Linked DNA regions of Homo sapiens: regions 1 and 3 are each linked to region 2. A link is an interaction called in ENCODE POLR2A ChIA-PET data of the cell type or tissue named here. Cell type or tissue: OCI-LY7. All regions are shown on one strand. Region 1 overlaps RFC1 (replication factor C subunit 1). Region 2 overlaps PGM2 (phosphoglucomutase 2). Region 3 overlaps TBC1D1 (TBC1 domain family member 1).

Region 1 (8,000 bases), 1.5 Mb after region 2:
ACTTCAGACTTGATGCTGAAATGAGTTAAGACTTTGGGGGCTGTTATGATGGAATGAATGTATTTTGCATGCAAGAAGGACATAAATTCTGGGTGGCCATGGATGGAATGTTATATCCTGAATGTCTGTGTCCCCAAAATTCACACGTTGAAGCCCTAACCCTCAGGGTGGCTATATTTGGAGTTGGAACCTCTAAACAAGTAATTAAGGATAAATAAGGTCGTAAGGGTGGGGCTCTGATCTGACAGGATTAGCATTCTATAAGAACAGACACCAGAGTGCTCATTCAATCTCTATCTCTCTTTCTCCACCAGTGCTCAATCTCTCTCTCCACCCATATGCACTAAGAAGAGGCTATGTGAGGACAACACGAGAAGGCAGCCATGTACAAAGCAGGAAAAAGGCCCTCACCAGACACCTAATCAGCCAGTACCATCTATTTTGTAGTATTTTGTCATGGTGGCCTGAACTAACACATGACCCAAAGAATCAGGACAAAAGGCATTTAATGAAGACCAATTTTGATACAACACAGATGTCAGAATTAGCAGATAAGAATTTTAAAGCAGCTACTAGGCCGGGCACGGTGGCTCACACCTGTAATCCCAGCACTTCAGGAGGCCGAGGCAGGTAGATCACCTGAGATCGGGAGTTTGAGACCAGCCTGGCCAATATGGAGAAACCCCAACTCTACTAAAAATACAAAATTAGCCGGGCATGGGGGCTCATGCCTAAAATCCCAGCTACTTGGGAGGCTGAGGCAGGAGAATTGCTTGAACCCAGGAGGCAGAGGTTGCGGTGAGCCGAGATCGTGCCATTGCACTCCAACCTGGGCAATGAGAGCAAAACTCCATCTCAAAATAAAAACTAAAGCAGCTACTATAATTACACTCAAGGACATAAAAGACAGAAATTAAAGCTACAAAAAAGAAACAAATGAAAATTCTAGAATTAAAAAATACAATATGTAAAATAAAAATTCACTAGATAGCCTTAACAGTAAATTGGTGATAAAAGAAGAATCAATGAACTTAAAGACAGAAAGAGAAAGTACTCAATCTGAAAAAAAGACTGATAAAAATGAACAAGGCTCAATGATCCGTGAGACAATATCAAAACTCCAACGTTTATGTAATTGTAATTCAAGAAGAGAAGAGAGAGAATGAGGCAGAAAAAATATTTGAAGAAATTATAGCAAAATGTTCCCAATTTTGATAAAAGATATAAATTTACAGATTAAAGAAGCTCAGAAACCAAAAATGGGATAAACAAAAGAAAACCACACTCAGGTAAGCCATAGTCAAACTGCTGAAAACCAAAAATTAAAAAATTCTTTAATGAACCATGAGAAAAACAACACACATGAGAAAACAACATCAATGACTGGAGGCATCTCATCAGATAAACTAGAAGCCAAAAAACAGTGGAACATCTTTAAAAGGCTTAAGTTTTTTAAAAAACAGTCAACCCAAAATTCCATATCCAGCAAAAATAACCTTCAAGAATGAAGGCAAAATAAAGACATTTTCAGATTAACAAAAACTTATAGAGGTTTATCACCAACAGACCTACACTACAAAAAATGCTAAACAAAATTCTTCAAGTTGAAAGAAAATGATATTAGACGAAAACTCAGATCTTCAGTGAGAAATGAAAAGCATCAGAAATAGCAAATACGTGCATAAAATAAAAACAGCAATTTTTGCCTTAATTTTTTTAAAAAATACACATCTATTTAAAGTAAAATTACATTGAATTGTGCAGTATTAACATATGTAGGTGTAATATATATGACAACTAGGGCATAAAGAATGGAGTGAATGGCTGGCACGGTGGCTCACGCCTGTAATCTCAGCACTTTGGGAGGCCAAGGCGGGCAGATCACGAGGTCAGGAGATCGAGACCATCCTGGCTAACACGGTGAAACCCCGTCTCTACTAAAAAATAGAAAAAATTAGCTGGGTGTGGTGGCGGGCGCCTGTAGTCCCAGCTACTCGGGAGACTGAGGCAGGAGAATGGCATGAACCCAGGAGGCGGAGCTTGCAGTCTGCCGAGATTGCACCACTGCACTACAGCCTGGGCGACAGAGCAAGACTCTGTCTCAGGAAAAAAAAAAAAAAAAAAAAAAAAAAAAAAAACTTATAAGAACTGAGTTTATTTTACATTTCATTCAATGCAAAATTATACCCAGAAAACTAACCTTGATTTCCTTTATTCCTTTCTTTGCTTTTAAAGTTTCTTCATCAGACTTTGTTTTCTCATTCTTCTTTACTGTTTCACTTACAAGTTTCTTTCCACTTGGTATTACTCCAAAGAATTTCCGAATGTCCTAAAAGCAAAAAACAGGAGATTCACGAATAAACATTAACCGCATAAAATTATAACTTCAATTGTAAGATGGGACAGCTTTATGTACACACTGGGTTACCCTGAGTAATTTTTCCATACCAAGATAGTTCCACGAATATAGTAGCTTTCTTTTCATGTGCAAAAGTTAACTGATAACTTTACCTGAGTTAAGAATAATTTGTCGGCCAGGCGCGGTGGCTCACGCCTGTAATCCCTCCACTTTGGGAGGCCGAGGTGGGTGGATCACTTGAGGTCAGGAGTTCGAGACCAGCCTGGCCAACATGGTGAAACCCCGTTTCTACTAAAAATACAAAAAATTAGCTGGGCATGGTGGCAGGTGCCTGTAATTCCAGCTACTTGGGAGTCTGAGGCAGGAGAATTGCTTGAACCCAGGAGGCAGAGGTTGCAGTAAGCCCAGGTAACACCACTGCACTCCAGCCTGCCTGGATGACAAAGCAAGACTCCGTCTCAAAAAAAAAAAAAAAAAAGAATAATTTGTCTAATAAAGAGTAATATAAATTCTCAGAATCAGGCCAAAAACAGGCCAAAATAAGCAAGTGATATTTTTGCTAATGACATCAGAGTTATTAAAGAGGCAAGTGGCAGTTACTTATTATTGATCATACATGCACATACACATACACATCCCATCATCCCAGGCATAGCTGGGGAGAAGACAAAGTTGGAGAATATGATCCTTGTCTGTGGAACATATACTCCAGTATGAAAGAATAACTCTCACAACCCTAATCATTCCTGGCAACTAAAAAGCTTCAAATTGTTTTCCTTTATATGATTTTTCAACATCCTGAAGAAAAAAAACCTTTGATGCTTATTACAATATGCTCTTTAATTACCCGTGTTAAACCACAGAATTCAAATTAATCACACTGAAACATTTACAATGTAATTTACAATTAAAATCACTCACTTTTCCTAACCTTTGCATAGTCTTCCCCACCTCTCTAAAATTTAGTTTAAGAAACTGTGGTATAGAGGAAAGGGAACAGACCTTAGAATCAGAAGCCTTAATTCAAATCTGTGCTCTAGTGCTTTTTAACTGTGTGATCTTGGGCAAGCTACTTTATCTGTTTTCTCCTCAGTAAAGTGGGACTAATACTGACCCTTTATGTGGATTAATTATGCATCTACCACAATTCTGGCCCAGTAAAAATCTTACCCTCACCTCATTTCTGAACTATCATCCCTTCATATTACTGAAACACTCTGTTTATCATTATCTCTGCTTATAGAGAAGGGTATAAGAAGAAAAAATAATGAGAATGTAGGATCTGAATTCCAAAGAACTGGATTTAAGAACCACCTGTATCATTTTCCCTCTTCCTATCCTTGATGGTTGTAATCACCAGTTTTTATCACTTTTTATCCCTACAACCTACCTCTCTTTATTGCCTGAGAGAAATGCCTATAAAAGTACTTTGTAAAGTGTTAAGAAAAGTTAGCAATTATTTCCTAGATCCTGACAATAATTGTCATACTCTTACAATGTCAAAAATCCCAAATAAGTGTGACACACACACACACACACACAAATAACTGTGGCTAAGCCAATAAACAAAGCAGATAATTGAAGTACATAGCATGTTAAATAATTTTTTTAAGGCCAAGTAAGGTAGCTCATGCCTATAATCCCAGTACTTTAGGAGGCCAATGCAAAAGGATCACTTGAGGCCAGGAGTTCAAGACCAGCCTGGTCAACATGGTGAAATCCCATTTCTACTAAAAATATGAAAATTAGCCAGGCACGGTGGTGCATGCCTATAATCCACCTGCTCTGAAGACTGGAGCACGAGAATCGCTTGAACCTGGGAGGCAGAAGTTGCAGTGTGGCGAGATTGTACCACTGCACTCCAGCCTGGGCGACAGAACGAGACTGTCTCAAAAAAAAAAAAAAAAAAAAAAATTAAAAAAAAAGATTAAAGACTTCTCTGGCTTTATATCCTCTTTTGTAAATCTCCTAGTTACAAATCCATCCTAATTAAGTCTAAGTTTAAAAGATACTGCTTACAGACTGGGTGTCTCAGCTATGAAACTGAGACATCTGTATCAGATGCTAAAGAGGAGAAGAACAATAAAGAAAACCACAGTCTTTCCTATAATTACAGAGAATCAAGTCTGAGGCTGACAACTACTTTATTGCTTCTGGAGCAAATGAGTTTCGTATCAGTTTCACTTTTGAAATTACACAGTGATTCTTCACTCAAACAATCATGACTGTTCTAAGTGAGCTCATAGATGGAAACATTTTAAAAATAAAAAGTAGTGATTGTTTAAACACATACACACAAAGACAGAGTGATAGTGCATGTGTGCCATGGAAATAACCAAACTGTAAATTAATAATCTGGTTAAAGCAAGTGGTGGTTTTCAACCTGTTTTCGGACCAAAAATGCTTAAAACTGAGAAGAGAAAGAAAACAAAATGTAATTCAGGAAACAGAGCCACTGTTAACACTGATCTGTCTGGTTTTTGTCTGTACAAAAATCTGCACTGCCACTCCTTAGCACTGTTACACCATTTCCTCCCTACGTAATTATTTCCACTCACATCCTCCTTTCTTTCCCTTTGCATTACTTTACCCTACTCCCCTAAACTCCCCCACACTCTGATGGCAACGTAAGAGTTAAAGAAATTGCAGCATCGTAACCTAACTCAGTATACACTAAAAATCAAAGCTTTTAGAAAATAATTTTCATCAGAATGGAAGCCATTCTACTCATACTTTTTTAGAACTATCTCCAGTGTGAGCAGCCATCTGAGGTATAAACATCTAAGAGGCAAAGGTCAGCAATTTGTCCTTAATTTATAGCACGTGACTTCACCTGACTGTTCCAATTAACATTTGCTGTCCAGTGTTCTAGACCTTCAAAGACTTCATGAAATGCAGAAAAACAAGTCTAACTCCCAAATAATGAATCTAAACACTTCTCTTGCCTGCACAGAATAATTCTTGTTGAGCATATGAGTGGAGAAAGGAACAAATATTTAAATTTATTTTTCAATCTTGGCAAGTAGAAGTCCCTCAAAGCAGAACATCAAGGCCAGAAACCATCCCTAAAGAAAGGCAGATTTTACTACACAAAAAGTGCCATAAACAAAGTTAAAATGCAAGCAACAGAGCTGGGCACTGTGGTGCACACCTACAGTCCCAGGTACCAGACAGGCTGAGACAAGAGGATTGCTTGAACCCAGGAGTTCAAGTTCAGCCTGGACAACATAGTGAAACTATCTCAAAAAAAAAAAAAAAAAAAAAAAAGCAACTAACTTAAAAACATCTACAACAGGCTGGACACAGTGGCTCACGCCTGTAATCCCGGCACTTTGGAGGCCGAGGCAGTTGGACTGCTTGAGACCAGCAGTTTGAGACCAGCCTGGCCAATACAGCAAAACCCCATCTCCACTAAAAATACAAAAATTGGCCATGTGTGGTGGTGCACACCTGTAATCCTAGCTACTCAGGGGGCTGAGGCACAAGAATCGCTTGAACCTGGGAGGCAGATGTTGCAGTAAGCCAAGAATGCCCCTTTGCACTCCAGTCTGGGCGACAGAGCGACACTCATCTCAAAAAAAAAAAAAAAAATACACACACACACACACACACACACACACACACACACACAACAGGCCAGGTGTGGTGGCTCACACCTGTAATCCCAACACTTTGAGAGGCCAAGGCGGGAGGATCATTTGAGCCCAAGAGTTTAATACCAGCCAGGGCAACACAGGGAGACCCCCATCTCTACAAATAAAAAAAAAAAAATCAGCCTAGTGTAGTGACACATGCCTGCATGCCTGTAGTCCCAGCTACTCAGGAGGCTGGGGTGGCACTTGCGCGCCAAGAGTTTGAGGCTGCAGTGAGCCATGACCATCACACCACTGTACTCCAGCCTGGGCAACAGAGCAATAACCTATCTTAAAACACACACACACACAAAACTTGTAAAAGGGTTCCTACAAATCAATAAAAGATAACCTAACCAATAGAAAAAATAAATAAAAGCTCCTAATAGGCAAAGTATAAAAGAAATGCAAATAGCCAACACACATAAAAAATGCTAGATGTCACAAATAAGCAGATAAGTTAAAACTTGATCATTTTCCCCTAAGTTTTAGAAGACTGATAATGCCCATATCTGTCAAGGATGTGGGGAAACAGATGCTCACGCACTATACTGCTGATAAAAGTGAAAACTGGTATAACCTTGGCTGGGCGCAATGGCTAACCCCTGTAATACCAGCACTTTGGGAGGCCGAGGTGAGTGGATCACGAGGTCAAGAGATCGAGACCATCCTGGCCGACATGGTGAAACCCCATCTCTACTAAAAATACAAAAATTAGCTGGGCATGGTGGCACACACCTGTAGTCCCAGCTACTTGGGAAGCTGAGGCAGGAAAACCGCTTGAACCCGGGAGGTGGAGGCTGCAGTGAGCCGAGATCATGCCACTGCACTCCAGCCTGGTGACAGAGCGAGACTTCACCTCAAAAAAAAAAAAAAAAAACACTGGTATAACCTTTATGGAAGGCAATCTAGCCACACTTACCAAAATTTTAAAGGTACATACCCTTTGCCCAGTAATTTCATTTCTAAAAGAAATGGTAGGCAGGGCGTGATGGCTCACACCTGTAATCCCAGCACTTTGGGAGGCCGAGGCGGGTGGATTACGAGGTCAGGAGTTCCAGACTGGCCTGGCCAACATGGCAAAACCCCATCTCTACTAAAAATACAAAAATTAGCCGAGCTTGGTGGTACGTGCCTGTAATCCCAGCTACTCAGGAGGCTGAGGCAGGAGAACGGCTTGAGCCCGGGAAGTGGAGGGTGCAGTGGACCAAGATCACGCCACTGCACTCCAGCCTGGGGAAAAAGTGCAAAACTCCGTCTTAAAAACAAAAAAATTCATTGAACACATGAACGGTTATTCCTCAGGCCACTGACCTTCACAACTGCACTCAGAAAGAGAGGTTCTTGATTATGTAAACCAAAATAAATGGTAGATTTGTTTTTAAAGATTATGTATTAAAAGAATCTTTTAATTGGGATTAACTTTGTGCTATGACTTTACCTAAGAAATTTTAAGAAGGTATTAAATTAATGCTGATTATATATTATTTCTGAGCTAAGTTAATAAAACTGAGTTTCTATAATTGATTTTCTGTTACTCTCATATTAAAACATTGTGGCTACAAAAAACAAAAATATACTTTCACTTTTAGTAGGACATTTCCTCTTCTTTAAAATTTATTTTAAGTCAAACTAATAACTTTTTTAAAGAAATCAGAAATATCTCTAGATTTATAATTGATGTTACTAATTTAACAGTCTAGCATGGGTCTCAAAAACTTCTCTGAGGAAAACACTGGTGAGTGAAATATAAGTGTGGTCTGAAAAACTTTTGAACAGTAACAAGTTCTAGCTAGGAAGAATTTTAAGAGCCCGCATCAACTTTTTTCATTCAATCATTCATTTATCCATTCAAGAAATATTTACTCAGAGCCTTTTATGGACCAAGAACTATTTTTGATGCTTGGGATAAACAAAACAGGCTAGGTCTCTGTTCTTGTGAAGCTTTCATTCTACTTTCTGTTCCTAATCTTTCTTTAATCCATCTTTAGAAAACAAAGCAGAGCACA
Region 2 (8,000 bases):
TCAAAACAGTGACATTGTATGCTTGGCTGCCGGTACATGTATTTTGGGAGTTGTGATGTTTCCTCCACTGTGGTGGTTAATATCCAGGCCTAAACACTGTGGTATTTAATGTCCCTCCTCCTCCAAAAGTGCTAATGAGGATCTATGCTACGGTCTAGCCAGAGGAAAGGAGAAGGAAGGCATGGTTTGCTGCTGTCATCAGAATGATACTCACCCAAAAGGATGACCCAGGTCCAGCCAGAATGACAGAAAAACCCTTGTCCTAAACTGTCAATATAAATGAACAGAAAGGAGAACTAGCTATAGAAATTTGAAACTCACATTGTACCAAACGCTTTTAGCTATTAATTTAGTAAAAACTATTATGCATTAGATTTATTTATATTCATTTGTATATTCTCTGCAACACTAACACATGATTTAACTAATCAAAGCATAATCGCTCAGGTTCTGCTCTTTTATTGTCAGATTTGGCAGACTTGTCTTTCCGTAGCTTTTTATTTTAAGAAAGATTTTCTTTCATTTATCAAGTATTAATTGCATGTCTATTACTCAGTGACTCTAAAAGAAATGGATGGCACTGACCTTAGCCTACAGCAGCTTAGATAGATTTAGTTAAGTAATCACACACAAGAGTAGAGGCCAGATGTCAAAATGAATAATGTAACTAACAAATACTATTGGGATTCAGAGAAGAAAGAGATATGTATTGACTAGGACAATTAGAAACAATTTCATGAGCTGGAAGGAGTTTCATGACTCTAGTGATTGAGCACCATGTGGCCAGGAGGGAAAATCTTGCAGGTTCTTCAGCAAATACTTCTTGAAGGCCTGCTATGGGCTAGGCACTGGGCTAAATTCCTAAACATAAGGTATTAATGAGAAATGTGCATACACGCAACACTGTACAACCTCTAATATGCAATAGCCAGGATTCATACTCATATGTGGTTTGACACAGTATTGTATAGATGTATGTATGACGTGTGTTTCTGCAGGATACATGTGCTGCCCTTTTGTTCTGGACAAAGATGGAGTCAGTGCCGCTGTCATAAGTGCAGAGTTGGCTAGCTTCCTAGCAACCAAGAATTTGTCTTTGTCTCAGCAACTAAAGGCCATTTATGTGGAGTAAGTTGTTATTGACTCTGTTGGATTGAAATAATATTTTGAAATGTTCTATTATATACTTATGCATGAGATACTAATATCCTTTCTAATGCTCTTATTTTGGTGATGAATTCTATTTCTTATAAAAATTAAATAAGGCTGGGCACAGTGGCTCATGCCTGTAATCCCAGCACTTTGGGAGGCTGAGGCGGGTGGATCACCTGAGGTCAGGAGTTCGAGACCAGCCTGTCCAACATGGTGAAACCCCGTCTCCACTAAACATACAAAAATTAGCTGGTTATGGTGGTGGGCACCTGTAATCCCAGCTACTCAGGAGGCTGAGGCAGGAGAATTGCTTGAACCTGGGAGGCAGAGGTTGCAGTGAGCCGAGATCGCGCCATTGCACTCCAGCCTGGGTGACAAGAGCTAAACTCTGTCTCAAAAAAAAAAAAAAAAAATTTAAAAAAACTAAAGAGATCACCTTTTCCTTTTGATATGTAACAAGTTAGTAATTACTATTCCCGATCGCATTAATTCTTAACAAATGACAACATGAAAGAATGTGATTTTAAGTGTCCAGTATCAAAAAAGATTGAATGTCTTCATAATACATCTATTCATTTTTTTGTAGCACTTACTCAACTCTGCCTTGCCAGTGTAGTGCGTAAGCATCCAAAGAGAATACAGAAATGCGTGTGACCTGGCTCTCTGTGCAAATGCAGGCGGAAGACCAGGCAGTCATTTGGTGATCCCTGGGGTAGATTGTTGGACCTCTTTTTTTTTTTTTTTTTTTTTTTTTTGAGACGGGGTCTTGCTCTGTCACCAGGCTGGAGTGCAGTGGTGTGATCTCGGCTTACTGCAACCTCTGCCTCCTGGGTTCAAGCAATTCTCCTACCTCAGCCTCCCGGGTAACTGGGATTATAGGTGTCCCCACACCTGGCTGATTTTTGTACTTTTAGTAGAGTTAGGGGTTTCACCATATTGGCCAGGCTGGTCTCAAACGCCTAACCTCAGGTGATCCACCCACCTTGGCCTCCCAAAGTGCTGGGATTACAGGCGTGAGCCACTGTGCCTGGCCTAGACCTCTGTTTTAATGGTCTTTTAAAAATTATTCCTTTGGCGTCAGTTTTGGCTGTTACATTTATTTTATTATTTATTTTATTTTATTTTATTTTTTGAGATGGAGTCTCTCGTTGCCCAGGCTAGAGTGCAATGGCACAATCTTGGCTCACTGAATCCTCCACCTCCTGGGTTCAAGCGATTCTCCTGCTGCAGCCCTCTGGAGTAGCTGGGACTACAGGTGCCTGTCACCATACCCGGCTAATTTTTGTATTTTTAGTAAAGACGAGGTTTCTCAATGTTGGCCAGGTTGGTCTCATACTCCTGACCTCAGGTGATCTGCCCGCCTCGGCCTCACAAAGTGCTGGGATTACAGGCGTGACCCACCACACCCAGCCATATTTATTTTAGAATACACTGGTTGGTACATGTTCTGTGTCCACCCTACAAAATTATTTGTTCCTCATGTGCATGAATTTGTATTTGTTTGATAGGTATGGCTACCATATTACTAAAGCTTCCTATTTTATCTGCCATGATCAAGAAACCATTAAGAAATTATTTGAAAACCTCAGAAACTACGATGGAAAAAATAATTATCCAAAAGCTTGTGGCAAATTTGAAATTTCTGCCATTAGGGACCTTACAACTGGCTATGATGATAGCCAACCTGATAAAAAAGCTGTAAGTAATGTCTTCTCTTTTCAACTAACCTCTTTTCTATTTACCTTTTAAAATAATTTGAATAAATTATTTAACCATACAATTAATTGAAGCTGATTTTAGGCACTTAGGCGTGATTATAAATAAGCTATAAAAAATATATGGAAGCCGGATGTGGTGGCTCATGCCTATAATTCCAGCACTTTGGGAGGTTGAGGTGGGCAAATCACTTGAGATCAGGAGTTCGAGACCAGCCTGGCCAACACGGCAAAACCCGGTCTCTATTAAAAAATACAAAAATTAGCTGGGCGTGGTAAGTTAAAAACCGCAGGCTAGAACTGAAAGAGACTCTACTAGGCTGGGAGCGGTGGCTCACACCTGTAATCCCAGCACTTTGGGAGGCCGAGGCAGGTGGATCACTTGAGGTCAGGAGTTCAAGACCAGCCTGGCCAACATGGTGAAACCCCATCTCTACTAAAAATACAAAAATTAGCCAGGTGTGGTGGCTCATACCTATAATCCCAGCTACTCAGGAGCGTGAAGCAGGAGAACTGCTTGAACCCAGGAGGCAGAAGTTGCAGTGAGCTGAGATTGCACCACTACACTCTAGCCTGGGTGACAGAGCAAGACTTCATCTCAAAAAAAAAAAAAAAAAAAGAGGAACTAGTCATCAAAGCCTGTGTGGTCATTTCGCACCTTAGGCAATAAGTGATCAGAAGTGTGGAACCTGTCTGTGGACACAGAGCTTAGTTGGTGGTGGTCCAGGGAGAATCTGGGTTTTCTATCTCAGGATCCAGCATTCTCTCCCTGTCAGGAGTTCTCACACTTGCAGGAGCATCAGTAACCAAGAAGGCTGGGGAAACAGAGTGCTGGAGCCCACACCTGGACTTTCCGATTCAGTAGGTCTGGGGTAGGAGCCAAAAATGTTCATTTCTAACAAGGTCCCAGGTGGTACTGATGCAACTGGTCCTCACTTTGAGAACCACTGTTTGTTTTCTAGTTAGTGTACTCTGTTCTCTGAGTGTATTGGAGCTGTTGGCTGTAAAGCCTGAGTTTGCATTCTTTACACCAAGCAGATCTTTCACTGGAGACAAAAGAAGACACAAAGGTAGCAGAAGAGTGTTGCTTTCTATGTTGGGGTTGGGGGAGGAAAGTTAAGAATATCCTTATGAGATGTTAGGCACGTTCTTTGATATTTTCTTTGTTCTATTTTTCATTTTCATCTGCACACAGCATATTTTTAAAATAGAAATAGTATGAAAACGCTTACGATGAAACGTGGCAGTCCCACCCCTGCCACCTCATTGCCATGTCACCAAGACTAGATTTGTAAATCATGTGCTCATATAGTGATGTTTTGATATACCAGTTTTACAATTTGTTGACTTTCTATTTTTGAGATAAAGATTTAGTTCTTACGCTTTCTACATTCAATAATTCTCTTCTCCCCATCCTCACAGTACGTTTATGCCACAGCTTTTGGTTAAATCAGATTCCGTGCTTTTGTTATTATGACTAGTAACTGCTGTTGCCTGCTAGCTAAGTAGTGTATTTTGATTAGGTTTCCCTAATTTGTATAGAGAATTGTATTTCCTGTACCTTTTGTTTGTTTGTTTTCTTTTTTTTTGGAGACAGGGTCTTGCTGTGTGACTTAGTCACTTAGGCTGGAGTGAATGGCATGATCACAGCTCCCTGTAGCTTTGACCTCCCAGGTTCAAGTGATCCTCCCACCTCACCCTCCTGAGTAGCTAGGACCAAGGGTATGCCATCATGCCCAGCTCTTTTTTTTTTTTTTTTTTTTTTTTTTGGAGGGACGAGTCTCTCCCTAGGTTTCCCAGGCAGGTCTCAAGTGATCCTCCTGCCTTAGCCTCCCAAAGTACTGGGATTACAGGCGTAAGCTACTGCGCCTGCCTTAATTCATGTAGTAATAGTTGCTTTGTTCTTCCATTTGCCTGGATTTCTATGTCCTGTCAGCAGTTTTTCCCAAATCCTTCAAATGCCTCTCAGTAGGGTTTTCCTGGTCCATGTCCAATGGCCGCCCTCCTGGTTGGGTGCACAGCTGTCATCCTGGGAATGCCCTTCTCCAGGATTGAGTCCCTTGCTCCTAGACCTCATGGCTTCCTCTTTCTATATTTATTTTCCTAGATCACATCCTCTAATAGCTTTCTGAGAACAAGTAATTGGGTGGTAAGTTTTTGGTGGCATTTAAGTCCGAAAATGTCTTATTCTGTCCTCACACTTCACTGACTCACAGTTTTGAAAGCATTGCTCCATTATTGTTGGGCTTCCAGCATTGCTATTGAGCCTCCAATCCTTCCTTTTTCAGCAGATAGTTAAGGCCTACTGTATGCTGTATGTAAGGTTATTGATGCCATACTTATTCAGTCCTTTCCATGCAACTTGTTTTGTTTGTTTTTTTCCTCTGGGAAGATTTTAGGAACTTTTCTCTAAACTTCAGGTTCTAAAATTTCACAGTGATATGCTATAGTATGGGTCCCTTTTTATTCATGTTTCTGGATACTTGGTCTGTAGAATCATTTATTTTAGTTCTGAGAAGTTTTCTTGATTATGTATCAGGAAAGGGAGCTAATTGGTTATTTTTTAAAATAATCACCTCCCCTGCATTTTCAGTTCTTTGTTTCTTGAAGAGCTCTTAGATGCTGGCTTTCCAAGACTGATGTTCTACTTTTCTTGTTTCTTTCTTTCTTCTTCTGTTTTTCTGGGAGATTTCCTTAGCTTTAGCTTTCAGTGCCTCTGTTGGCTGTTTCAGTTATAACTAATTTATTAAAAATAGTGTCCTGTTGAAACAGTGTCTTGCTCTTTCACCCAAGCTGGAGTGCAGTGACATGATCATAGCTCACTGCAGCCTTGATCTCCTGGGCTCAAGCAATCCTCCTGCTTCAGCCTCCTGAGTAGCTGGGACTACAGGTGTGTGCCGCCATGCCCAGCTAAGGTTTTTTAGTTTAGTAGAGACAGGATCTTGCTGTGTTGCCCAGGGTGATATTCCTTTTTTTTTTTTTTTTTTTTTTTAATGTAAACAATATCTTACCTCTCTAAGGATTATAGACCTAATTATAGTTTTTTAAAAATATATGTCTTCTTTTTCTGCTACATTCTCTTTATTTCCACCAAGTTCTTTTTATTCTGTTTGTTTTGGACTTTGTCTTTTACATGATGTCTTTCCCCAAAAGTCTGATGATCCTTAATTTTCCTTTGGGCACCTAAGAACTGATTGGAAGCTCTGTGTACATATGCAGATCAAATGACATACTTCACTCAGAGGATATTGGTAGCAAGTTAACTTTATAAGGGGATCCCCCTGATTTAATGAGACCTTAATCACCTACCCAAGGATGATAAGATGAGATGCCAAGGCCCTGGAGGCATGACTGGGGCGGAGCTGGGGGTGTCAGCCTGAGGACTTCTACTTGATCCCTCTGTTTTCATCATGCCCTGCCCAGGTTCCCCAACTCCTGAATGTTTCTGATTTAATCTCCAGAGAATTTAAACCATCTCCTGCAGAAATGGAGAAGAGGTGGTTCTGTGACGGTGTGGGCTCAGGGCAAGGAACCGGGATGGTCTAAGAACTTCTTTCAAACCCTGTTCCTGCTTTCCACCCCTGCCTCACATCTGCCTTTTGCAGTACCTGGTGCCTCTGGTTCTTGAGCTTGGCCAGGATTTTGCAGAGCACCTTGCCTCAGTTCTCATCCATGTCTCCTTCCGCAGGCACTCAGATTTCATTCTCTGGGTCCCACCAGACCAGTTCTGTGCCTCCATCTGTTTTCTGACTTGTGCGATCGGTTGGCAGCCCCATCAGCTGCTACCTCCTCTTTGTCTCTTTGCCCGTGTGTTTATGCTATTCAAAGTACCTCTATTTTAATGGAGTTTTGGGACCTATCAAATATAAATATACCATTTCCTCAAGACCATTTTTCTTTTCTAACCAGTAAATTTATATGGCATTTATTTTTTCTTACAGAAGCTTCCTTTTTTTTCTCTTTTTCTTTTCTTTTTTGGAGGCATAGTTTCACTCTGTTACCCAGGCTGGAGTGCAGTGGCGCAATCTCGGCTCACTGCAACCTCCACCTCCCGGGTTCAAGTGACTCTCCTGCATCAGCTTCCTGAGTAGCTGAGATTACAGGCACCCGCCACCATGCCTGGCTAATTTTTGTATTTTTAGTAGAGACGGGGTTTTGCCATGTTGGCCAGGCTTGTCTCCAACTCCTGGCCTCATGTGATCCGCCCTCCTCGGCCTCCCAAAGTGCAAAGTGCTGGTATTACAGGCATGAGCCACCGCGCCCAGCCTGGAAGCTTTATTTAAAAAAAAAAAACAAAAAAAACTCCTTATGGAATTTTCTTTGCAAAGATTCACTTTATAACAGTAAATATAATCTAGTTTGAGGTTTTTTTTTGTGGTGTATTAATCTGTTTAAGTCAATATCTTGTGAAATGATGTGTTTAAATAAAACTTTAATAACTTCAATAGAACTAGGGAAGTAAAAGCTAATACACAAAGTTACTTAATTTTCTTTATTTAAAATTAATTTAGTTATGTTAATTCACAAATAAAAATTGTATACATTTATGATGTACAATCCGATGTTTTAAAATGTATACATTGTGATAGCTAAAATCAAGTTAATTAGAATGTGTTACCTCACATATTGATCATGTATTTGTAGTGAGAACACTTAAAATCTACTCTCTTAGCAATTTTCAAGTATACAATGCATCATTATTAACTATAGTCACCGTATTGTACAATAGATCTCTTGAACTTCTCTTCTGTCTAGCTGAAACTTTAGGCCCTTTGACAAGCATCTCCCCAAACTCCCCTCCCTTATCCCCACCCTTCCCCAGTCAGCCCCTGGTAACCACTATTCTGCTCTCTGCCTCTGTGAGTTCAACCTTTTCGGATTCCACATGTAGGTGAGATCATGCGGTATTTGTCTTTCTATGCCTGGCTTATTTCACTCAACATAATGTCTTCCAGGTTCTTCCATATTGTTGCAAATGACAGGATTTCCTTCTCTTTTAAGGCTGAATAGTATTCCATATAGTAGACCACATATTCATAAATTACTATCGTTTAGTATTTCATTCATGTGGAGTACATTTTCTGATTTCCTCCAGAATGTTTTTCTTTTCTAACCAATAGATTTGTTTGGCAT
Region 3 (8,000 bases), 72 kb after region 2:
GAATTTTAAAGTTATAGATTTTATTTTATTTTGGGATGAAGTCTCACTGTGTCCCCCAGTCTGAAGTGCAGTGGTGTGATCTCGGCTCACTGCAACCTCCACCTCCTGGGTTCAAGCGATTCCCCTGCCTCAGCCTCCCAAGTACCTGAAAAGGCATGTGCCACCATGCCTAGCTGGTTTGTTTTTGTTTTTTTTTTTTTTTGGTATTTTTAATATAGACGAGGGTTTCACTGTGTTGGGTAGGCTGTTCTTAAACTCCTGACCTCAAGTGATCTGCCTGCCTGGGCCTCCCAAAGTGCTGGGATTACAGACATAAGCCACCGCGCCTGGCTAAGGTTATATATTTTAATTTGATCACAGTTTCTATGCAGTTAACTACTGGGAAAAGCACAACTACTCCTATTTAAGACTCATATGTGATCACTGGTTAAAAAAAAGAGAAATACATATTTCTCAAAATAAGTAATGTAAATGCAGAATCTGCTGTATCATCTGTTTCATAGTTTAGATATATGAGCTTCCTCCTCTTTTGACACTATCAATGCTAAGTGATCACATTAAATAATCTGTGCTGATAGTTAAAAGTAAAATTATTTTCATCACAAGCAGAATGTTCTTATTTAGCTTCTCCACAGCTGGCGAGAATTGGTTTAGTTCAGTAAACATTAACTATCTGTGGCCAGGCGCGGTGGCTCACGCCTGTAATCCCAGCACTTTGGGAGGCCGAGGGGGGCGGATCATGAGGTCAGGAGATCGAGACCATCCTGGCTAACACGGTGCAACTCCGTCTCTACTGAAAATACAAAAAAATGAGCCGGGCGTGGTGGCGGGAGCCTGTAGTCCCAGCTACTTGGGAGGCTGAGGCAGGAGAATGGCGTGAACCGGTGAGGCGGAGCTTGCAGTGAGCCGAGATAACGCCACTGCACTCCGGCCTGTGCCAAAGAGTGAGACTCCGTCTCAAAACAACAACAACAACAAAAAACATTAACTGTCTGTGTGCCAGGCAGTGTGCTAGGCTTAGTGGGTACAAAAACCCAACAAAAAGCCCGTGTCGTTGAAGCACTTAGAGTCCGGTGGGCCCTGGGGTTGGGGGGTGTAGTTTGAAGGACAGTCATAGACAGGTGCTTCAATGTCATCTCGTAAGAGGTAGTAAGGTAGAGTTCTGTGCAGGCCACTAGGTGAGCTCTCTTCCACCTGGGGTTCTGCAAAACCACCTTGGAGCCAAATCTTTAAGGAGGAATAAGAACCGGGTAAAGAGACAAAACACAGAGCCAGTGTGAGCTGGGGAGTGCAGAAAAGAGGAGGGAGAATGAATGAGTAGGCATCTGTCCTTGGCCACTGCCTGAGATGGGAAATAGGAAGTAAAAGGACTTGGAGGCGAGGGGCCGATGACTTCCACTGCAGATTTCTGGGGTATTGGAGCCGTTTGAGGGATGTTCAATGGGCTGAAGTTCAGCGGAGTGGGCAGGGCTGGAGCCATGCAGGTGGAGCATACACATGGGAGTCAAAACGATGAGAGAGGTTAATATCCCGGGAGCAAGGAACACTGGGGAATGTGAGTGTTTTAAGAAGTGGGTAAGGGAAGGGAGTCCACAAAGGAACATGAAGGTAGGAGGAGACCTATGGGACCGCATTGTCCCAAAACAGTAGGGAGTTTTAAGAATGGAGACAAAGGGGCCGGGCGCGGTGGCTCACGCCTGTAATCCCAGCACTTTGGGAGGCCGAGGCGGGCCGATCACGAGGCCAGGAGATTGAGACCATCCTGGCTAACACGGTGAAACCCTGTCTCTACTAAAAATACAAAAAATTAGCCAGGCATGGTGGCGGGTGCCTGTAGTCCCAGCTACTCAGGAGGCTGAGGCGGGAGAATGGCGCGAACCCAGGAGGCGAAGGTTGCAGCGAGCCGAGATCGCGCCACTGCACTCCAGCCAGGGCGACAGAGCGAGACTCCGTCTCAAAAAAAAAAAAAAAAAAAAAAAAAGAATGGAGACAAACGACAACAGTGTCAAGAGCAGTAATGAACTTTGTAAAGGTAATGGCTGATGAACATCCCACAGATCTGGCAGTGCGGGTGGTCACTGATGACCTTTGGCAGTGGAGTAATAGGGCATAGACGCCAGATTGCAGAGAGGAGTGGATGGTGTCAAGGACATGGAGAGGCCATCTGTGACTTCCAACCCAGGAAAAAAAAACATAAACATATATGTTTTATATGTATATTATATACATAATACATATATATACAAAATACATATATATAATTTTTTTTTTTGAAATGGAGTCTCCCTCTGTCGCCAAGCTGGAGTGCAGTGGCGTGATCTCGGCTCACTGCAACCTCCACCTCCCAGGTTCAAGCAATTCTTCTACCTCAGCCTCCCTAGTAGCTGGGATTGCAGACACGCGCCACCATGCCCAGCTAATTTTTGTATTTTTTTTTTTAGTTGAGATGGGGTTTCACCATGTTGACCAGAATGGTCTCGATCTCTTGACCTCATGATCCGCCTGCCTCAGCCTCCCAAAGTGCTGAGATTACAGGCGTGAGCCACTGCGTCCAGCCCATATATATAATTTTGATTTTGCCTGTCCTGTTTTTTGGGGGCTAGGGTGTCATGAGTTACAAGTGGCACAATCATAGCTCACTACAGCCTTGAACTTCCAGGCTCAGGTGATTTTCCAGGCTCAGGTGATCTTCTTGCCTTAGCCTCCCAAGCAGTTAAGACTACAGGCGTGCACACCATACCCAGCTAATTTAAAAAAAAAAATTGTAGAGACAGCTTCTCGCTATGTTGCCTAGGCTGCTTATGAACTCCTGGCCTCAAGCTATCCTCCCACCTTGGCTTATTTAAGTGCTGGGATTACAGGTGTGAGCCACCACACCCAGCCTCTTTTCCTGTTTTTATCTCTACTCTTAAATAGGATACCCTTCCACTTTTTTTTCCTCCTTTTTACCTCCCCTGTCTGCTGACATTAAAAATAATAACCACAACTAATTTGCATGGTTCTTTGTAATTTATAAAATACTTTCACGTATCACTTTATTTAATATGCTCACCCATCTTTTGTTTTGGTATCATAACTAATTTACAGTTGTTTAGGATGGAGGCCCAGACATACAGATTCCTATGTGCCTTGTAATTCAACCCGTCCTATTGAGGAAACTGAGGCTCGGGCTTATGTCCTATTCCATCACTGTTTAGAGGGGTTCTGGCTTTAGAAGCTAACCTCCTGATTTTCATTGTGTAACTCTAACTACAAGGTGGAGACACTGGGGAGGCTCAGGCAACCCTGTTAGAACTCAGTACAGAGGAACTCTGGGCCCATAGGCAACCAAGAGCCTGTGCCTTTAAGCCGTCCTGAATCATGTGCTAGTTACTGGTAGGCAGTAAGCCAGACCACAGACCCTCCACCCTCATCTGTACTCGTCTGAGACTCCCTCGCTTTGTTCCCACTCATGACCTCTGCTTATTCTCAGTTCTTTTTCTGTTTCTATCTAGCTTCCTACACTTTGAATTTTGTCTCCTGCTACAGAATATTCCTCCTTTTTGTCCAATCGGCATCCATTCTACTGAATCAATCAACAGCACCTCTATATAGTCCACTGGAGATGGCCCATGGCTAATTAGCCTATTCTGCTGCCCTGGCCTCAATGATTGGTTTGGGGGTGGGCTTGTGATCCAAACCAGGCAAATCAGAGTCAATCCTGGAAAAAGAATCTCTCACAGGGGACCCTATGGCTGCTGCCTGTGTGAACGAAGACAATAAGGAGGTGCCACAGCTAATGGATGGGGTGGCAAAGTTCTCTCTCTTTTTTTTTTAATTATACTTTAAGTTCTTGGATACATGTGCAGAATGTGCAGGTTTGTTACATAAGTATACATGTACTATGGTGGTTTGATGCACCCATCAACCCATCATCTACATTAGGTATTTCTCCTAATGCTATCCTTCCCCTAGCCCCCCACCCCTTGACAGGCCCTGGTGTGTGATGTTCCCCTCCCTGAGTCCATGTGTTCTCACTGTTCAACTCCCACTTATGAGTGAGAACATGCAGTGTTTGTTTTCTGTTCCTGTGTAGTTTGCTGAGCATGATGGTTTCCAGCTTCATCCAGGTCCCTGCAAAGGACATGAACTCATCCTTTTTTATGGCTGCATAGTACTCCATGGTGTATATGTGCCCCATTTTCTTTATCCAGTCTATCATTGATGGGCATTTGGGTTGGTTCCAAGTCTTTCTATTGTGAATAGTGCTGCAATAAACATATGTGTGCATGTGTGTTTATAGTAGAATGATTTATAATCCTTTGGGTATATACCCAGTAATGGGATTGCTGGGTCAAGCAAGGTTCTTTAATATCCTCTGCACACTGGGATCCAACTTATTGGAGCTGGAAGTCTCCCTGCACTTTTCAAGTGCACAAGCCAATGAAGTCCACATGTATGTTTAATTCCATCGAGGTGAGTGGCAGTTGTAACCACAAAAGCCTTAACTATTAAACTATTATTCTCCTGCTGCACCCCCACCCCATTTTTTTTTTTTTTTTTTTGAGACAGAGTCTCACTCTGTCACCCAGGCTGGAGTGCAGTGGTACCATCTCAGCTCACTGCAACCTCCGCCTCCCAGGTTCAAGTGATTCTCCTGCCTCAGCCTCCCAAGTAGCTGGGACTACAGGTGTGCACCACTATGCCCAGCTAATTTTTGTATTTTTGGTAGAGATGGGGTTTCACCATGTTGGCCAGGCTAGTCTTGAATTCCTGACATCAGCTGATCCACCCACCTAGGCCTCCGAAAGTGCTGGGATTACAGGCGTGAGCCAATGCACCCGGCATAGTCACCTCTTTTTAGCCTCATTTGGCTCCTGTGTCTTGCTGGGACTCACTGTGATCGATCTTTGCAATCTCTAGAATTTGCTTCAGACCCAGTCGTCTTACTCTCGGCTTCCTTAGGTACCCTACACCTTGCTGGCTCCTGCCTCAGCTCCTGAGGCTCAAGCCCTGCGCTCTAACTGGTGTCACTGCCATATACCAGCCCTCTCCTCCCCCACACCACCCCTGCCATGCTCCCTCCCCAAACAATCTCATGGGATATTTTCTCATCACAGTGCTATGAGTCAGTTCAAGTTTATGGGTTGCCTATACTTTGTTTGTATGAACTGATTTTTTCTGTTATTAATAATGACAGAAGAAATATCTACCACTAACCCAATACTTTTTTGTTGCAGTAAAATATGCATAACATAAATCCGTCATTTTAACCATTTTTAGGTGTGCAGTTCAGTGGCATCAGTATATTCACTGTGTTATGCCACCATTACACTACCCATTTCCAGAACTTTTTCATCATCCCACCAGAAACTCTGTAGCCATTAAAAATAACTCCTCACTGCTCCCTGCCTCCAGACCCTGGAAACCTCTTTTATTTCTGTCTCTATGAATTTGCCTATTCTAGGCACCTTATATATGGGGAATCCCATATTTCTCCTTCTGTGTCTGGTGTATTTCACTTAACATAATATTTTCAGGGCTTGTCTATGTTTTAGCAGTATCAGAATTGTATTCCTTTTTAAGGCTGAGTATTATTCCCTTGCATGTATATGCCACATTTTGCTTATCCATGTATCTGTCGATGGACATGTAAGTTGTTTTTACCCTTTGGCTACTGTGAATAATGCTGCTGTGAACATGGGTGTACAAATACCTGTTTGAGTCCCTGCTTTCAATTCTTTTGGGTACATACCAAGAAGTGGAATTCCTGGGTCAACCAAGCATGTGCTATGTATTTTATGCGCATTATTTTATTTACTATTCACAACAACTCTATGTGGTATTATTATTCCTACTTTAAAGCTGAGGAAACTGAGACTCAGAGAAATTAACATGCCAACGACACATCCTGTGCTATGCTCTTGCTGCTGCTACTCATAAAGTCATCTCTCCAAGCCGTGAAGGAACACACATGCAGCATACACTGTCTGCCAGGCCCTGGGCTCCATGCCGAGGCACACAGTCACACGTCATACCTAGTGTTCTCTCCCGTGAATTCGAAGAAAGTGCGATCACCCTGTAGCATGCTGCATGGATGGTGCAGGGCCAGGTCTACCTTTCACACATGGTGTCTTGTCTTTGCCATTTACACTGCTGGGTTTTATTCTTGCCAAGCCAGTGACCAATTTTACCAGCCTCTTTCATTTCCTAACCTGAACCAACGCTGTCTATAGGTGGAAGGAACAAAGAAACAAGTGAAGAAAAAAAATTATATATTACTTCTGATTATAAAAATGATACGACTGGTTGTGGTGGCTTACGCCTGTAATCCCAGCACTTCGGGAGGTCGAGGTGGGGGGATCATGAGGTCAAGAAATCGAGACCATCCTGGCCAACATGGTGAAACCCTGTCTCTACTAAAAATACAAAAATTAGCTGGGCATGGTGAGGCACGCCTGTAGTCCCAGCTACTTAGGAGCGGAGGTTGCAGTGAGCTAAGATCGCGCCACTGCATTCCAGCCTGGTGATAGAGCGAGACTCCATCTCAAAAAAAAAAAAAAAAGAGAGAAAAAAAGAAAAATACATAATCATTGCAGACAATTTGGAAAAAAATAGTAACATATTAACAAAAAAAACAGAAACCACCCTATAATCATGCCACTTGAGATAACTGTTCTAAAAAAAAAGTTTAAAATAAATTAATAATATGTTATCATCAATTAGAAAAGATCAAAGTAGTTTGGTATCAATTTACTCAATAAAACAAAAGAGAGAAATTGGCCCTAAATATTTCCCCATCTACTTTTGACAGATTTAAATTATTCAATTCAGTTACTGCAGATTTATGTCTTTCTGTTTGAAGGACATTTATCCTACAGAACTTGCCAGATGGTGCCCTGCAATGGCTCTATGATTATCCATCATCATTAGAAGAAAATGCTCCGTAATCTGTGTGCATTAACTTTAACTATTTGGAAGGAACATGTGTACTTTGGAAGAAAGCTACCACATGGAGAAAGTATACAGGAAGACCTTTCTAGTGGTAAACATTATTGTCTGAACTCGAATGCCAGAGGCAGAAATGACACTGGATTTACACCAGGATAAGGATTCCCTCCCTTTGTGCCTCCATAGGGTACTTTCTGCCTGCCGTCACTTTAGGTCAGGTTGCTGTGGCTGCTCAATGCCTTAGCGTTGCTCTATAGGGCTGCTCAAGCCATATGGCACCTCTGTACAAATTACAAAGTGCCCCTTCCTTCCTGTGAAAGGAGGTGGCCTTGCTCCATCGCTTGGTCAGCAGAAGGGTGGTGAGTTCATTCTTCACCTGCATCTTTGTCCAGGTACCCTCGTTCAGCAATCAAAAACTCTATGTAATGATCCTGGCTCTGCCTTTTTGAGGCTTCCCTTCCTCTGGGGGTGCTGATGCTGTGGCATATTCTAGATCGAGGTGATGCGGCCCCACTTCTAGGTGAGCCCTGGTGATGTGGCCCTCAATTCAATACATATCTTTTGAACTCTTACTGTCCAAACCTGGTCCCCATGGAAAGGCTACTTGGACGTGGACATCGGTCCTGCCTTCTCTTTGGCCACTGCCACCAACTCTGTGTTACACAGGCTAGAACTTTAAACAGTCCTCTAAGTCTCAGCTGGATTTATTGGTGGTAGCTTTGTCTACAGGTGCTTGAAATATTACTGTTATGGCCAGGCATGGTGGCTCACGCCTGTAATCCCAGCACTTTGGGAGGCCAAGGCGGGTGGATTGCTTGAGGCCAGGAGTTCAAGATCACTCTGGCCAACATGGTGAAACCCCATCTCTACTAAAAATACAAAAATTACCCGGGCATGGTGGCGCATGCCTGTAACCCCAATGTAATTCTCGTGGCTGAGACATGAGAGTCACTTGAACCCAGGAGGCAGAGGTTGCATTGAGTCATGATCACGCCACTGCACTCCAGCCTGGGGGACAGAGCGAAACTCTGTCTCAAAAAAGAAAAGGAAAAAAAAAGAAATATTACTGT

Evidence for each region. ChIA-PET counts read pairs that join two places held together with the same protein. Peaks named below come from ENCODE experiments on the same cell type or tissue, not always from the same donor. Only the 100,000 strongest peaks of a DNase experiment are listed, where the experiment ranks them.
Region 1: POLR2A ChIA-PET joins it to region 2 with 13 read pairs; 2 of 35 experiments call an interaction of 5 or more read pairs at or near these places.
Region 3: POLR2A ChIA-PET joins it to region 2 with 18 read pairs; 3 of 35 experiments call an interaction of 5 or more read pairs at or near these places.

Annotation. Positions count from the first base shown.
Region 1 is chr4:39,349,148-39,357,147 of GRCh38, forward strand. It overlaps RFC1 (replication factor C subunit 1), which reads right to left. Exons shown (of 25, transcript NM_002913.5): 2 at 2,201-2,329. Among named protein-coding and RNA genes, the nearest start is that of RFC1, 13 kb to the right of the region's middle. RefSeq lists an enhancer at 4,948-4,997. In OCI-LY7, no CTCF peak of the experiment used is centred here; DNase peaks (open chromatin) are centred at 4,494, 4,894 and 6,184; H3K4me3 peaks cover 4,371 bases; H3K27ac peaks cover 5,045 bases.
Region 2 is chr4:37,847,524-37,855,523 of GRCh38, forward strand. PGM2 (phosphoglucomutase 2) reads left to right here. Exons shown (of 14, transcript NM_018290.4): 11 at 999-1,128; 12 at 2,661-2,850. Among named protein-coding and RNA genes, the nearest start is that of PGM2, 25 kb to the left of the region's middle. In OCI-LY7, no CTCF peak of the experiment used is centred here; DNase peaks (open chromatin) are centred at 3,158, 3,778 and 5,048; H3K4me3 peaks cover 2,337 bases; H3K27ac peaks cover 4,510 bases.
Region 3 is chr4:37,919,154-37,927,153 of GRCh38, forward strand. The region is part of intron 2 of TBC1D1 (TBC1 domain family member 1); the gene reads left to right. Among named protein-coding and RNA genes, the nearest start is that of TBC1D1, 32 kb to the left of the region's middle. In OCI-LY7, no CTCF peak of the experiment used is centred here; no DNase peak of the experiment used is centred here.